3 separate regions of the Mus musculus genome follow, and regions 1 and 3 are each linked to region 2. The links are chromatin loops, found by intact Hi-C in ENCODE. Cell type or tissue: left cerebral cortex. All regions are shown on one strand. Links, peaks and the distances in the headings refer to the core of each region. The heading gives the core; the rest is flanking DNA. Region 1 overlaps Notch4 (notch 4). Region 2 holds the start of Brd2 (bromodomain containing 2). Region 3 holds the start of Pbx2 (pre B cell leukemia homeobox 2).

Evidence for each region. A loop is a pair of places that touch in the nucleus more often than their neighbours do. Peaks named below come from ENCODE experiments on the same cell type or tissue, not always from the same donor. Only the 100,000 strongest peaks of a DNase experiment are listed, where the experiment ranks them.
Region 1: it touches region 2 in a loop (12-fold over the local background); 5 of 42 quality-filtered maps call a loop at or near these places.
Region 3: a loop joins it to region 2, with 7 times the contacts of the local background. A loop is called at or near these places in 9 of 42 quality-filtered maps.

The regions. Positions count from the first base shown.
Region 1 is chr17:34,584,074-34,589,240 of GRCm38, reverse strand. It overlaps Notch4 (notch 4), which reads right to left. Exons shown (of 30, transcript NM_010929.2): 24 at 4,610-4,829; 25 at 4,391-4,460; 26 at 4,112-4,250; 27 at 3,032-3,336; 28 at 2,567-2,714; 29 at 2,027-2,124; 30 at 698-1,867. The coding sequence ends at 1,256. Among named protein-coding and RNA genes, the nearest start is that of Gpsm3, 3.1 kb to the left of the region's middle. In left cerebral cortex, for the core only: no CTCF peak of the experiment used is centred there; DNase peaks (open chromatin) are centred at 2,250, 2,841, 3,080, 3,903 and 2 more places; H3K4me3 peaks cover 1,900 bases; H3K27ac peaks cover 2,118 bases.
Region 2 is chr17:34,118,677-34,123,664 of GRCm38, reverse strand. It overlaps Brd2 (bromodomain containing 2), which reads left to right and starts at 1,058. Exons shown (of 13, transcript NM_001204973.1): 1 at 1,058-1,503; 2 at 3,765-4,988. H2-DMa (histocompatibility 2, class II, locus DMa) reads right to left here and starts at 833. Exons shown (of 6, transcript NM_010386.4): 1 at 731-833. In left cerebral cortex, for the core only: a CTCF peak has its summit at 2,621 (motif pointing right); DNase peaks (open chromatin) are centred at 2,069, 2,312, 3,178, 4,166 and 3 more places; H3K4me3 peaks cover 3,875 bases; H3K27ac peaks cover 3,770 bases.
Region 3 is chr17:34,591,353-34,596,519 of GRCm38, reverse strand. Pbx2 (pre B cell leukemia homeobox 2) reads right to left here and starts at 4,261. Exons shown (of 9, transcript NM_017463.3): 1 at 3,746-4,261; 2 at 2,875-2,948; 3 at 2,406-2,653; 4 at 2,092-2,282; 5 at 1,803-1,938; 6 at 1,566-1,719; 7 at 1,167-1,255; 8 at 806-892; 9 at 1-696. The coding sequence starts at 3,966. The coding sequence ends at 604. It overlaps Gpsm3 (G-protein signalling modulator 3 (AGS3-like, C. elegans)), which reads right to left. Exons shown (of 4, transcript NM_134116.5): 4 at 4,766-5,167. In left cerebral cortex, for the core only: a CTCF peak has its summit at 2,526; DNase peaks (open chromatin) are centred at 3,179, 3,431, 3,652, 4,339 and 1 more place; H3K4me3 peaks cover 2,456 bases; H3K27ac peaks cover 1,817 bases.

The DNA.
Region 1 (5,167 bases), core at 713-4,712, 470 kb before region 2:
ATAATGAGCCAATTCAGGCCAAATTAAAAGTATAAAAAACAAGCATATAAAAGTGTAAGAGGCAGAGAGGGAGGGGGCGGGAGGGAGGGAGGTAGAAAGAGAGAGAGAGAGAGCACAGAGAGAGGGAATAGGTAACCAAGATGTCTGGATTATATAGGGTAGAGAGCCTCTGGGGGAAGGGCAGTTCAGGCTGTCTGGAAAGTTCAGGGCAGGGGTAGGGGGCAGGGTATGATAGCCATATCCTGTAGCAGGTAGGGACTGGGGGTTGCTGGGAGAACCTGGAGGCCAAGTGAGCTAGCTCTGGTACGTTAAATAGGCACCTCAACTGCGTGTCATTTACCTCACAGCATTACTAAGGCTTACTGGTAAGGAGGCACTTTGGCACATGGTGAATGCCCTTCAAATGGTGGATAATCTTCCAGAATGCCTCCTGGTTTATCAGCATTGGGGTAAAGCCTAATGAAGTATGAGCAGTTCGAGACCCTCCTGTCTTTGAGCCCTTAGGGATCTTTGTTATAGCTAAATGGTCTTAGATGAGGGACACAGTTATCACCTTGTATATTTGAAAACTATTGGAGATTCTCACTTTCAGTGATATCCCAGATGAACTGGAATTCCCAGATTGTCGGTTTGCCTTTAATTTATATTTAACCCCTCACTATATGAATGATTCTGGAGTATTGAATTTCCCAAACACTATGCACTTTTTCCATCTCACCCTTTAGTCCCTCAGAAGATAAAGTAGCACTTCAAATTAGCTTTATTATCCATGAGTTTGGGGTTCTCGGAGATAGCAGTGACTGGAGAACATGGCCTCATCCCTGCACCAGTGTCCTTGTGGGGAGGCAGAGAGAGGGCAAGGAGTCATCAGCTGGATGGGCCACTGGTTACTTACTGTTCATCTACACAACACCCGGCACATCGTAGGTGCTTAATAAATAGTTGCCAGCTACTTGTGGGCAGTAGATAGCAGAGGCTCCTTTTGGGAAACCATACACAAGAAACATTTTACACCCAATTCGCCCACAGTTCTTGGTTCCAGAGTTTAGGGATTCTCGAAATCAACTTTGTCCTCTTGAAGCTGCCCTATTTTCCAGGAAAATCACGGTCTATCTCAACCGGACATCCTAAACCCTCTTCCCATTGCTGTGCATACTCTATGGGGGAGACAAGTGAGCTTAACGGTTATTTTGGCCTTAAAAGTCCGGAGTCTTCCAGACTCGTACGTGTCGCTTCCTTCCTTCCACGCAGCTGCCTAGTTCAGATTTCTTACAACCGAGTTTAAGGGAATCTCTTGGTGAACTGGAAGACCCCAGGCAACTTGAGGGGATCCACGTTCTGGGGACGGGGTCAGGCTGGGAGGCGGGATCGGCGCACTGCAGGCGGAGCCGCAGGCTTCCAGGGCCACCCAGTCGCGAGGCCAGTCATCCTGTGATGCCCTAGCCCCGCGTCGTCCACGGGAGCCCGCGGAGAACCTGCGGCCGCGCGTGGTGGGGCCTCCGCAGCTTCCAGATCGGCTCCGGCAGCGAGCATACACCTTCCCTCCGCGCGCTCCCAAGTCCACCGACCAAGTGCGAGCCTGCAGACAGGCTCCGCCCCCGCGCGGGCGCGCTCCCGCAGACAGCGTCCGGCAGCGCGGCGCGGCCCCGCCCCCCGGCGTGGTGCGTGCGTGCGCACGGGCCTCCTGCGTAGTCGGTCCAGCCCCTTCCAGCAGCGTTAGCAGGTCCCAGTGACTGCGCTGGCGGGCCACATCTCCTGGGGCCAGCCCGGCCTGGTCTCGCAGTCCCCGGGCCGCCCCGAGCTCCAGCAACAGCTGCGCCACCTCCACGGCTCCTTCGCGCGCTGCCAGGAAAAGCGGCGTCTGTTCCTGCGGAGGAGACCCGAAAGCCCGGGGGCAGGGACTGTTAGGGAGTCCCCGCCCCCCGGGAGTCTGTGCCCTCCCGTCAGACACTGGGCCCCGCCCCCTTGGAGCCTGTTGGATTCCCCTGCTTTTGGCTTGTTCAGTGGGGGCTGCGACGTGGCTCACCCTACTGTCCTGGGCATCTTTATCCGCTCCAGCCTGGAGGAGAGAGCGGGCGGCTCGGGCGTTGTTCACAGCAGCGGCCCAGTGCAGTGCAGTTTTTCCTAGGGTACCACGTGGGAGCTGGTTACCCCGCAGTTGGGGGTCAGACTCCTACCTTTTAGTTTCCCACGGGTTCTGGCCTTGGTGGTGGGGGGAGGAAGGGAGAGCTACTTGGATTCTTCAGAGGCGGGAAGCGTTGCCCTGGCAACCGACAGTCGGCTGCAAGTGTTGCCCTGGTGACGTCATGGGCGCGCGGGCAGGACAATGGGTATTGTTCTGGATCGGTGGGACCCCGGTATCCCCATTACGGTTCCCGCCGGTACTTCTTCCATTCCCGTATCATGGACTGAGACAAGATGTGTACTTAACAGTGATGGGGAAACTCGCTCTCCATCCTGCCACAGCATAAGAGCCTCTAGTCTGTCCCCACTGCGCCTGTATTTTGAACTTCACCTCCTTACCGCTCTCCCCAACATTCCAATAACACAGCGGCTCCATGCATACCCCTTTTATCCCTGGCTCCTACATCTGCTCGGGCTGCGATCAATTCTTCAACCAGGTCCTCCACGGCCAGCCTGGCAGCCAGCATCAAAGGTGTAGTCCCGTCCTCTGTGCGGGCGTCCACCGTAGTCTGTCTGCTGGCCAATAGGAGCTAGGGAGACAGAAAGGTCCTGTGACCCCTAGGGTACCCTGGGCTTCTAGGTCAGGCTCCCTCACGCTTTTGTTGCCTGTCTTTGTTTTGAGACAATGTCTTCTTACGCAGCCCAGGCTAGTCTGGGACACATAGAGATCTATCTACCCCCACCTCCCCAGTGCTGGGGTTATAGGCCCATCAGCTCCGAAGCCAGTCGCTACCTGCCACCTTCAGGTCTCCAGTCTGTTTCCTCTTTGTCAAACCCCAGAGAAGACCTCTCTGTTTTATATGTAAGCGTACTCCTACTTCCTTTAGAGACCCCGATATGTGCCGACCTGGCAAACCTCCCGAGCGTCGGCAGCCACAGCAGTGTGAAGTGGGGTGCGCCCAGCGCGGTCTGGCTGGTTGGGGTTGGCTCCAGCCTCAAGGAGGCGGCGGGCAGCGGTTGGCCGAGAGAATCTGGCAGCTAGGTGCAGAGGCGTCTCTCCAGTGCCCACAGTGTGAGCCTGGGGGCAGGCCCCTCTATCCAGCAGTGGTTCCCAGGGTTCCAGATTTCCTAGCCCCAGTCTCTGTGGACTAGCCCCAGTCGTGGACTGCACTCCCCCACAGAAGACGGCTGACATCAGGGGTGTCACCCCATCTGCGGATGAGAATGAGTACTAGGGCCGATCAAAGGGATAAGAGAATGATAGCATGCCCCTGGGAGAATTGCAGCCATCTTAGCCAAGCTCTGCCTTTTTAGGGTGATGGAGTAAAGGGGTGCTTGCGACAGATTCTCACTATATAGCTCTGACTGTCCTGGAACTCACCAGGGTGGTCTAGAACTCATAGAGATCCACCTGCCTCTGCTGCTTTCCTGCTAGGACTAAAACCTTCCTGATAGGATTAAAGGTGTGTGCCACTGTTGCCAGTCAAGTGTTGGTTCTTGATTTAGTGTTTTGTTTTGTTTAAAGACGGGGTTTTCTGTGTAGTGCTGCCTGTCCTGGGACTTGATCTCTAGACGATGCTGGCTTCGAACTCGGAGATCTGCCTACATCTGCCTCCTGAGTGTCTGAATCAAAGGTGTGCACCACCACCGATCGACTAGATTTAGTGTCTTCATCAACCTCTCTGAGGCCCAGTTTTCTCATCAGGGAGGCTTTAGTTCTCAGAGCGTCTGAGGCATGAGCCTGAGTTGGCCTGATCTAGAGGGCTGTTCCCATTGCTCTGTACCTCAGCTTGCCAAGTCTGAGTTTGTATTCCTGGCACGTCCCTAGATGGTGCTGCGCTCTCTGGGGCCCTTTCTCTGAGAGCTACCACTCTCTCTGAAGGCTCTAGTTTGGATACTAATGGCCTTTGTTTCTAAAAGGGTCAAGAGTAGGATCCCCCCCGCCGCGCCCCCCCCCACCTCCACTTGGTCTAGGTTGGTTGTGTACCAGGTCCACAGGTGTCCACATCCAGAACCTCCGATTCACACTCCTGAGGAGGGGTCAGCATGGCTGCCTGGGGGAGCTCTCCACAGCCGCTGTTGAGCGGCCAAAGCTGGCACCTGGAGGCTGAGGCTGTTTCTTCAGCCTTGGGGCAAGAGCAAGGACAAGCGAAGGTCATTGAGTTGACCTTGCCACTGTCTCCTCTGTACCATCCCCCTACACACACACACACACACACACACACACACACACACACACACACACACGAGGTTTCACCTGGCCTACCTCTCCCTCTTCAGGGCCCGAGCACATGGCCACTCCATCCTCATCCACTTCGGCCTCTGGCTTCAGTGCCCTGGATGGGGTGAGTAGGTAGATAGGCTAAGGCCAGCCAGCATCTCCCACGCTTCCAGAAGCCTTCCGACTGACCCTTCCACTTCTGCAGGAGTAGTGCTTAGCACTTTGGACACTCCCCCGAATCCCAGACCCTTAAAAAAGTCTCACTTAAGACCAATGTTGTCCTCGCCCAGTGGGGGCCTCCGCCGGTGGGGTGCCTGCTGTGTCTGAGGCCTTCGAATGAAACCAGGGGGCAGCCACAGGGCCCCATGTTCTCGTCGCCGTCGCCGAATGAGCTGGAGGACGAGAAGGGCCCCAAGGGCCAGGAGAAGCACCCCAACCACTGGTGAACATAGAATGGGCCAGGGAAGCTGGTTGGCAGAGGGCCCTGGTAAGAGAGAGACAGTCACAAAAGGGGCCCATTCTTGTTAAGAATGGGCCAGTGGAGTAGCTCGGGTTAGTGGAGTAGCCTGCCTCAGTTTCCTCCTGTCTCCTGTAGTTAAATATGTTAATGGTTAACATGCTTCGAAGAGAGCTCATAGGATATGTTATAATATGATAGTTTCCTATCATATAGTGGTAACCCAAGGTTGGTTGTAGAGCTATGCCAGAGGTTAGTACAAAGTTCTCAGGGAAACAGGAAGGGAGACCACTGAATAGATGGGACAGGGGGAGAGTCATTCCAAAGAAGAGATGTTAGGCCAAGTTCCCCACACAGACATTTTG
Region 2 (4,988 bases), core at 989-4,988:
GGAGGAGACAAGCAGGGAGAGTCTTGTAAGTCCAAGTCCTGCTGTGCAAGGAAGTTGAGAAAGCCACGGAGTACTTAGAGACAGGGTAGGTACTGAATAGGGTTTTCTTTTTGGCTACTTAGAGACAGGGTAGGTACTGAATAGGGTTTTCTTTTTGGCTAAGAGAGCAAAATGGACAGGAAGTTACTTAGGTTAACAGAGAAAGGTGACCAAGTCAAAAGCAATTTCCTTCAACTGAGAAGCCCCGATAAAATAAGAGACATGCCCTGTTCTACACACGGAAAATACAGGTGGGCTGCTGGTGCAGAGTGTAAATCCAGACCATACCTTCAAAGACAAAAGACAACAGAGATAAGCGCGAGCTTCGCACTTTAAGTCAACTGCATTGTTTTTAAGTTGTCACCCTAAACTTTAGTAGGATGAATTCAAGACTGAGAAACAAACTAGTAAGGCAGGTCACAGAAACAGAAACAGAGTATAGACAATGTCAGGAAAGAATCATGATCAAAACGAGCAGAAATGACGAAGTAGAACTCTATGTTAATAAATGGTCTACCTGTACACGATCAGAGAAAGAAACACGGGTGGTATACTTCGAAGGCAGGATTCGGGTATTTTCAAGTCTCATAGAGGAAAAAAAAAAGAAACAGTTTAAGAAATTCGAGGAACCCCACAACTCCTCCCGATTAAAACGTCAAATCGAGCGTGCAACATCCAAGCGGACCCCCACCGTTCCAGGGAGGCTCGCCCTGCAGTCCCGCTGCTGCAGCCAGGACCCGCGTGCCTCCTGGGACCACAGCATGGGGCCCCGCGGATTCTGGCCAGAAAGTGCCAGGCAACGCCTCAGACCGGAGCCGGAAGAACCTATTCCCCCCGCCGCGGTGGGGAGGGGGGGGAGGCCACCGGGGCGCAGGCCCGCGCGCTCCCGCCACACCCATCGCTCAACGAGGTGGCCCCGAGGCTCGGGGCGCACTGAGCCTGCGCACCGCGGCTCTCCCCGCGACCCGTGCCTCCCCTCCCCCCAGACCAGGCACACCCTTGCGCATGCGCTATGTGTTTCGTGGGGCTGCGGCAGCCATGCTGAACTCGTACCGAGAGGCGAGTGGGGGGGACGGGGGCGACCACAGGCGCAAGGGAGGCCGGGGACCTGGCGAGGCAACAGCCTTAGCGAGGTCTGGGGTCTCGGGACACAGGTCTGGGCCTTGCAGTCCCTGTGACCCCGTTCACGACCCTCCGCAGTGTTCGGAAACCTCGCCCTCGTGGCCGTAGGGGGGGCGGACACGTGACCCGCCCCAGCCAGTCGGAGCGCTGCTGACGTGGCCGCGCGGCCCCGATGCTTTTCCCCCCACCCCCAGCGGCTAGGGAAGGGAGGGGCTGGGGGCTACGCCCCCTCCCCCAACGCCTTCTCGGCTTCCGGGGGGGTTGACACCCCGGATTCCTTGCTCCCCCCCCAGCCGGGCTGAGGGCGACTTTCGAGGGCCCCCCCGTGGCTCCTGGATCCAGGTGAGCAGGGGCCCCTGGGGCGGGGACGCCATCGGTCATTTAAATGCATAAGTAAAGGTGGGGAGTGGGAAGAATTCTTGGGGTTCAGGAGAAAAATCCCAAGGGGGAAAGACTTGTCTTTCAAACACCTGACAGCCAATGGGAGTGTGGACTGGGGCCAGCGCAAGAGGGCCACTGTGTGGGGGAGGGGAATGGCCAACCTCGTGCCTACATACCCATCGGAGGGCAAAGGGGCGAGGGTGGCTTGTGCCCCATGCACCCGTCACCGGGGGGGGGGGGGGGGACAGGAATCGGGAGCCAGGTGAGATGGGATGTTTTGGGCGGGCGAGGGGAGGGCGACCCCGTAGGCTGAGTGTGAGTGTTGGTCGTGGGATGCGAGAGCTTAGGAGTTGGCAGCTCTGGAGGTGAACTGGTGTGGTTCCCTGGCGCCGACTCCCTGCCTCCCCAGGGACTCCCTAAGCTCCCTTTGTGTCAAGGGTAGCAGGCTCGCCATCGTCACATGGCGTGATGGAGGCTCGGTCGAGTTTGTGTGCTTTTCACGAGGACGCGGCCTGTGGGGCCTGCTGTTCCCAGCTGCGCATCCCCTCCGGGCTCTTAGCTGTTTGTCTCTGCCCCAGGGTGGGGAGGGCTCACCGGCCCAGAGCCTGGGGGCCGCCTGCGAGCGCAGTCCTGGCCTGAGGTGGGTGCTGGGAGGGGAGAGCCAGCGTGGTCCGAGCCTCCCAGTCTCCGAGGTCTAGGGTTTCTCCGGGTGGCATGCTCTACTGCCGCCCTCCTCCCCTCCCCCTGCCTGGAACAGTTGCCTCCTTGTGTGCTGCGGGGGAGGGAACGGAAAGGAGGAAAGAGTTACTTTTCCAAATTACTAAGTAGCAGCAGCCTCCCCTGTGACTCATGTGGGGGCAGGGAGGGCTGGGAATGACTGGGGCGCAGTGATTTTCCGGAATGCAGGGAAACGGGAGCGTCGTCTGGCTACCCTTTCTCTCTAAGGCCCAGCAGTTTCCCCGCTCCCCGAGTTCTCTCCCCACCCCCACCCCACCCCCGTCGGGCTTCGGCCCGGACCCGCCAGGCCCAGGTGCGGAAAATCCAGTTTGGAGGCCGGGCCGCCAGGGGGAGGGGAGAGGCCTCTAAAGTTGCTGTGTCATTGCCCTGCTCGCCGCAGCCACCCGGGCGGGGCCGCGCGCACTCGGGCGACCCGGGCCTGGTTCCCGGCGGGGAGTGCAGGGTCTCTGCTTCCAAGGCGCACTTACCCCTTGCGGGGTCTGCGCTTATCTTGCGGTCCAGAAGACGGGAGCTTGGCCGCCATGTTAAGTGCAGTGACCGAGGTTCGAGGTCGAGGGCTCATGTGGAGGGAGGGTCGCCTGGTTGCAGTTCTAGGACCTAGGCCAGTTGGGGCTATAATTGGGGAATGGTGAGCCCGCCTTACAGCCCCTCACCAACGTTAATTTACTTGCCCAGACGTGCACACCTGTCTTCCCAGCCAGGGAAAGGGGAGTTTGGGAGCGAGAGGTGTGTTCTGGGGGGATAGACGCTTTTACTTTCGCGCGAGGGGCTACCCCAGAGTTGCTTTTGCCATCTGACCTTGAGAACTGGCTGGTGGTTCCTACTTAAGTCTTGTTTCGAGTCCCAAGACAGCGTAGGGGAGGGGGAGGGGGCGAGACAGCTCCCAAAATGGCTCCTGCCCCTCCTCGGAGGCGTCCGGCTGCGGGGGGGAGGGGAGGGAGGAGGGCTGCAGAGCAGCGCCGCCGCCGCCTCCTCGGCTCGCCCTCCTCCCTGGCGCTGACCGATGGAAGAGGCGCTCCGTGGGGAGGACTCCCAGCCCGATGGGGGCGGGGGGCGTCAGCTCGCCCACGCTGGGGCGAGATGGGGCCAAGGAGCCGTGCGCTGCGCCCGCTCTCCTCACCCTGACGCCGGGAAAGTTTGCCGAGATCGGCTTTTAGGGCATGTGGACGCCTTGTGCGTTCCTAAGGCGGGTAAGTGCGCGAGAATCTGCAAATGCGGGCGGGCGGGCAGGGTATGAGCCCCCGGGGCTGGCTAGACAGTAAACACTCGGGGTGGCCTCGCATCTTTAGAGCTGAGGATTTTAGGGCAGAGCGTGGCCTTTGCTATCTGATTACTTTGGTTCGGGGAAGACGAGGTTAGTCTTGGAACGCTCCGGTCATGTGTTGGATCAGGGGACGTTAGATCGCGTCGCGGGGTTACTGTGGAGCGCTCAGCCGAGAAGCAGGCCGCGACTTCTAAGATGGCGTCTGTCTTCCTTGTTTCAGATTCTCCACTGCGGCGGCCTCGCAGCCAAGAACCTTTCGCCCGCCCCGCCCGCGCGACCCGTCCCACTCTGCGCCCCGCCCGCGCCGCCAATGGAAAAGCTGCAAATGGCGCGACCAGCCTGCCGCGGGCGACCGGCAGAAATTCGGTGTGTGCAAGCCCGGGAAGGCTCCGTCAGACCTGGAGGTGGGGACAGCGTGTTGCAGGCCCCGGGGAGATGGCGCCTACACGCCGTTCGGCCTCCATCTCTCCCAGGGTTCGCCAAGCCACGGCGCAGCCAATTGGCTCGGAGACATGGCGGGGTGCCTTTTCGCCTTGGCTCTCTGCGGCACTCTGCTGCCGATAATCGACGCCTTGGAACTGGAGTTTGTGACGTCATCCTTCGAGCGGACCAATAGGAAAGGCTCCCGCGAAGAGGCGGGCCTGCCCCCTCGCCTTTGCTTCTCCAGGCGCGTGAGCGGGCGAGCACGCGCGGAGGGGGCGGGGGAGCTCGCGAGCAGGGTGGCGCGCATGAGCAGCGAAGCTCCGCCCCTCCGGCTATATATAAAGCGCTGGCGCGGGGCTCGGCGGCGCCATTTCGCGCTGGAGTGGAGCAGCCTCTAGGACGAGCTGGAGGATTGCGCCTACTGACCCAGCGTCTCGGAGCCTCTGCGGGCCGCCAGTACAATCCACGTCCATCCGCTTGGAAATGGACTTCGTCCCGGCCCGCGACCGCTCCCGGCGGACAGTGCAGACCCCATAGAAGCCCCCGAGGCTCCCCTTTCTCGGGCCCCGCCCAGTCCTCGGTGTCTGTCCACCCCTCTACTCCGCCCTCAAGAGGATTTCAAAGATGGAGGCGGCGGCTCTCTGAAACCCCTTTTTGGTGCTCATCCGCCTCCATCGGAGGTCTGACGCGGCTCTCGTGACCCCCCGGCGACCGCGGCGGGAAGAGGGGACCCCTGTCCACCGGCGGCAGGCCGAATTGACGACGGTGTCCAGTTTCGGGGACTGCCGGGTTTGCAGACTGCGTTCTCCTGTGGCTCGCCGGCCGGCAGAGGCCGCCGCCATTTTCCTGCTGTCGCCGCCTGCGGAGCGTGCAAAGCTGCCGGAGTTGCGGGGAGGACGGCGCAGGAGACAGCGTTCCCGCCGGTCCCGCAACGAGGCTGACGCCTGGAGGGCCAAGGGCAGCGGCCTTCCCCCCACTTCCCGGGTTATGCTGGGCCCGGCGGTGAGGGGAGCCGAGGCTA
Region 3 (5,167 bases), core at 606-4,605, 470 kb before region 2:
AAAAACAAACAAACAAAACAAAAAGTCCAACTCCAAAGCCTAGTCAACAGTTTTCTAAAGTAGCAGAAACTCCCTCCGAGGTAGATATCCGAGTCAGACACTCTTGTCCACCGAGCGGTTCTATTGGTTTAAGATGAGCTGCGTATGAGGTAATAAAGCCGTCTGGAGGGGCAGGAGGTGGGGGTGCATGGGGGAGGGGGTGTTGGCCCAGGGCCTCTGTCCAAGAGTCCCCATTTTTGGCATCTCTGGGTCGGGCAGGGCTGACATCTCCAGATTCCAGAGTATATAAGTGGGGTGGGGAACAGAAGTAGGAGGAGTCCAAGACAAACACAACTGGTGTTAGGTTGTAGATTTAAGAGAGACATCTGAGAAATAGGTATCTGGTTTTGGTGAGAGGTGAGACGAAAAAAAGAAAGAAGAAATGGGGACACCCCACTCTCCCTGCCATGTTGTCAGCACCCCAGCACCAAGCGTCTGGTCGGGGAGGGCACAACCCCAATCGCCCTCTGTTTTGTGCTTCTGTGGGGTTTGTCCTCTAGATGCCCAGAGTCCTTAAGAGTTGCCTGGTGGAAGCCCCTAGCCCCGCGACCTTGAGGGGCAAGGTCAGTTGGAGGTGTCAGAGTGAACACTTCCTGGTCCCTCTGTCGGGGATGTCACCGAGGACGGGGTCACAGCCTCCTGCCAGCCACCATTGGCCTGGTAAAAGAGAATGAGAGTCAGAATGGGAAATCCCAGTGTGGGGGTCACACTCCCACCCCGGTGAGAACCCAAAGCTGGAGGCAGCAAGGCCCTTTGACCCACTCACCCGAATTTCTCGAGGACTGTATATCTGACCTCCCCCAATGTTATCCCCGTAGCTCCCCGGCCCCATCGAGTGTCGGAGTGATTCCACCTGCAGGTTACAAAGAAAGGCATGACACACGGGATGCCTCAGAGGGTTCTTGTGTGTTTGGGGGTGGGGCAGGGCACGCACAGCTCAGCAGAGAAAGGAGTCTGTCAGGTAACGCCTCCTGATCTGAGCTCGATCCCCAGAACCCACCTAAAGATGGGAGAACTACCGCAGAGCTGCCCTGTGACGCTGACGTGTGCAGTCGCACATATACCCGCCCGCCCTCCCCATCATGCACGCAGCAATGAAAGAGAAGAGAGGAGCTGGGCCTTCTGACCTGGGAAGCAGGGTAGGAATCGCCATTGAGCCCGGGCATCCCCAGAAACATGTCTCCGGATCCTGAGAGATTGAAAGAGCCGCCAGAGCCTTTCGAGGGCAGAGAGAGAGAGAATCAGAAAAAGCACAGGGCCCTCTGATGGGGGACAGGAGGGAAACCCAACCCTGAGCTTCCAGAAAGCTCACTCTCTGGGACTAGACTCGGAGTATATGAAGATTATCCACAGAACAGCAGGCCCTCCCTCACAACAGGCTACCCCTTGACATTGCCACCCCATCTTAGCCTGGTCTTCCCCCACCCCACCCCAAAGTCCTCCTTGCTATCATCCTGCACAGACACAAGTGGAAGCAAAGGCAAGAAACACTCAAGTCAGCCAGCCAGCGTGGCGGTGGGCTCCACCTGCAGAGGAAGGGGGCGTTGGAGAGCTGGTGCGGCTGTGGCCCCCCTGGGCAACTGACACGGCTGTCTTCACAGCATAGATGTTCGCCTCCTCTTGGAACTTCCCAATATTCTTCTTGTAGCGAATTCGCTTGTTACCGAACCAGTTGGAAACCTGCAGTGTCGGGCAGAGAGGGTCAAGTGGAACCTTGTCTTGGGGACCCCTCTCTTAGTAACATCTGAGAACCCCCGGAGTACCTGAGAGACGGTGATGCCACACTTCTTGGCAAGCTCCTCTTTGGCCTCCTCACTAGGGTAAGGGTTGCTCAGGTGGGAGTAGAAATACTCATTCAGGACCTCAGTGGCCTGTTTGCTGAAGTTCCGGCGTTTCCGTCTGCAGAGAAGCACCGAGCATGTCAGAAACTCCAGCATCATCATATCATCATAGCACCCTTCTGGATAATGGGGCAGCCCAGGGGTCTTGGAGTGGTTCCGGGGGGGGGGGGGGGGAGGGGGAACGGGACGGGACAGGGTTCCTGAGCCCGACCTGGCATCCAGGAAGCGAGAACGCAGGATCATGACGGCCTCACAGGTGCTTTGCTTCAGCTGCATCTGAATGGCGCTGAACTTTCGATGGATGATGCTAACCATGCGCTCCATCTCCTTGGGGGCGACCGGGCGAGTGCGGCTCTGCTCCCTCAGCAGGTTCATGACGTGAGTTGTGAACTCATTGCATGCCTATGGGAGCAAGGAGGCCGTTGAGGAGGCCCTGTGGCTTGGGGCTTCTAGAGTCAGAGGTCGGGGGGGGGGGGTCCTTTTTACTCTCTGGTCCACCTCACCGGCTCGCTTGCCTCTCCTCACCTGCTCATACTTCTCCAGCTCTGAGTGGTAGATGTGGCGGATCTGGGCAAGCTTGCTGCGATAGTCTGAGTGTTCGATGGAGTTGTCCGGGGATACGCCACCACCGGAGGCTGCGGCAGCTGCAGCAGCTGCTGCGGAGCCGCCCCCTTTCTCGGGTCCAGCCACACCTTCTGCCAGAAGCATGTTGTCCAGGCGCATCAGCTGTGGGTCCACGGGCTCCTCCTCTTGGGAGCTCCGAATGCTAAGGCCTAGCAGGCAGGCAAACAGACTTAAGGAACCCCTCACCCCCCACCCCCATCCCCGGTCAAAGCTCCATCCTCGGTCCCAGGGCTCCAGGGCTTCCCTTCCCCACTTCCTTTCATGCAACCTCCGTGGCTCTCAATTTCCTCAAGGCTTCAAGTTGTCAAACTCTAAGCCCTAAGGCAGAGTCTTGCTCCCAGAAGTGAGCATCAGAGGGGCACCTACGTACCAGTTTTCTCCTTGATTTCACACAGGACACTAAACAGGGCAGGTTTCATTCGGTGACAGTTTAGGGCATGTTTCCTTAGGAGGAACGGGAGGAGAGAAAGGGTTCAGGCAGGAGAAAGACGAGAGGGGTGCCAGGGTGCAAGGTGGGGGCATAATCTGCGAGGGGGTTAAGTGGGAATCGGGGTAGAGTGGAGTCCGAGGGATAGTTGAGATCAGCTGCCATAGCTTCGGGAAGCGGCAGGGTCACAGGAAGCAGAAGATGCAGGCAGTGGGGCTAAAGTCACTATGGGCGGGCTGAGGCTAAGAGGGATGGTTCAAGCAAAAAGATGGAGCAAGGATCTAGAGATGACTGAAGAAATAAAGGTGACTAGGTAGGTTGTGGAGTAGAGAACCGGAGGCTGTCAGTGTGAGGCGGTAGGGGGCCTGAGAAAGGTGGGGGGGGGGGTGCCCTGCTACCTGGGAGTTCAGTACAGAATGTGTGGGCTGAGCAGGGGGAAGGCTGTTGAGGACTCTTGGAGGCCCCGACCTCCGTGGAAGGGAATGTGTGGAGATCCTGGATCCGTACGCGGAGAATGGGGTGGGCTAGCCGGATAGTTAGGGAAGACAGCTTTGGCTGAGAACAGTTTCTAAGTCTGGGAGCCAAGAGATGGGCCAGAGTTGACTGTAGGGGTCAGCAAAAGGTTAGGAGGGAGTGAGACCACCTGGGGTTCGCTCTGTGGAGGAGGCTTTAGGGCCTAGGGGCAAAGCAAGCTTTGAGAGAACACTAGAACTAAGGAAAGAAAAGAGTTGCAAGATCCAGAGAGGGCCCTGGGGGAGGGGGGCTTGCAGAGGACTCAGAGCTGTGAGCGGGGTCCCGGGGTGGGGGCACTCACTTGGCCTGGGCCTCGTCCAGGCTCTGGTCCGTGATGGTCATTATCTGTTGCAGAATGTCCCCGATGTCTTGCTTCCCTCGGCCTCCCGGGACCCCCCCACTTCCCCCACCGGGGTCTCCGCCACCGGGAGGCTCGCCAGGGCCCCCGGGCTCCGCACCTACCAGCCCCAGACCCCCACGGCCCCCGCCCGGAGGAGGCGGCCCCAGCAGCCGCTCGTCCATAGCTGGGGGGGGGCCTGAGGCCCCCTCCCTGCTCGCCCCTCCCCCCGCCGGGTGACTTCCCCCCCAAACTCGCTGGGGCCGCTGCTCCCTCCGCCCCAACCCCGCCCGGCAACCCGCCTCCCGGCTCCCCTCGGGGGTTCACCCCGGCACTGAAGGGGAGACCCGGGGTGCCGCCTGGGCACCCCCACAGGAGACCCCGGCCCCCGGCGGCGGAGAAAATGGAGCCGGAGAGAGAGAGAGAGAGAGAGGAGGCCCAAGCGGGGGTGTGTGTGCGAGAGGAGGGAGGAGGGAGAAGGGGGAACGAGGGAGGCGGCTGGGGGAGGGGAGCGGGAGGAAGAGGAGGGGAGGAGAGGAGGAACGGGGAGGAGCCGGGGGCGGGGAGACGCAGGCCAGGCGGCGGCGGCGGCGGCGGGTGGAGGCGGGGAGCGGCCGGGCGGCCGGGGAGAGACTGGGTTGGCCTCGGCGCTGGCCGAAAGGGCGCTGGGGTGGGTGTCTCGGCCACCTGGGTTCCGAGGCCATGGTCGGGTGGTGCGGACTCCGGCCTCTGGAATGTTCTCCGACAGCTCGGTTCATATTTCTTGTTCTAATGACTCCCCTCCTTGTTCGACTTAATTAAAACCGGGAGACTGGGGGCTGGGGGAGATGATTAGGGAGGTCTCCAGCCGCTGCTTAATGAGCCAGTAATTAACCAGCCAGGGAGGGGAGCTGGCCTCTGGCCAGATCGCTGAGAGCGGCTGCCCCAGGCCTCACCTACCCACCTTGCACCCCCCCACACACACCCCCAGATACCAGTCTTCAGTCCAGAGGGGAATTATGTTTATTCATACAACCAAAACATCAGACAGACTCAGCAGCAGGGTGGGGGCGGGGTAAGAGTCGCTTCACCGCCTCTGGGCCCCTCTGCCTTGGGGCCTGAGACTGCTAGTGCTGGACAATTGTCTTACTCTTCCCTTTTTTTCTCACTAGGCAGGGGCAGGCCGCAGCCCTCACACCCTGTTTAGTAGCTTGACAGCTCAGGATAGAGACTCTTTAACTGTCCTCGGGAGTTGTGTCCACCCTACCTTGCTTATCTTCATGGTTAGAGTACTTGTCCCAAGTCCAGTCCCCAGGGAAAGTGGGTGGTAAATACAGCAATTTTAGCCGGGTCTTCCATCTCTGGTTACCCCTGCCAAACAGGGTTGAAGACCTTCGGGGAGTGTCC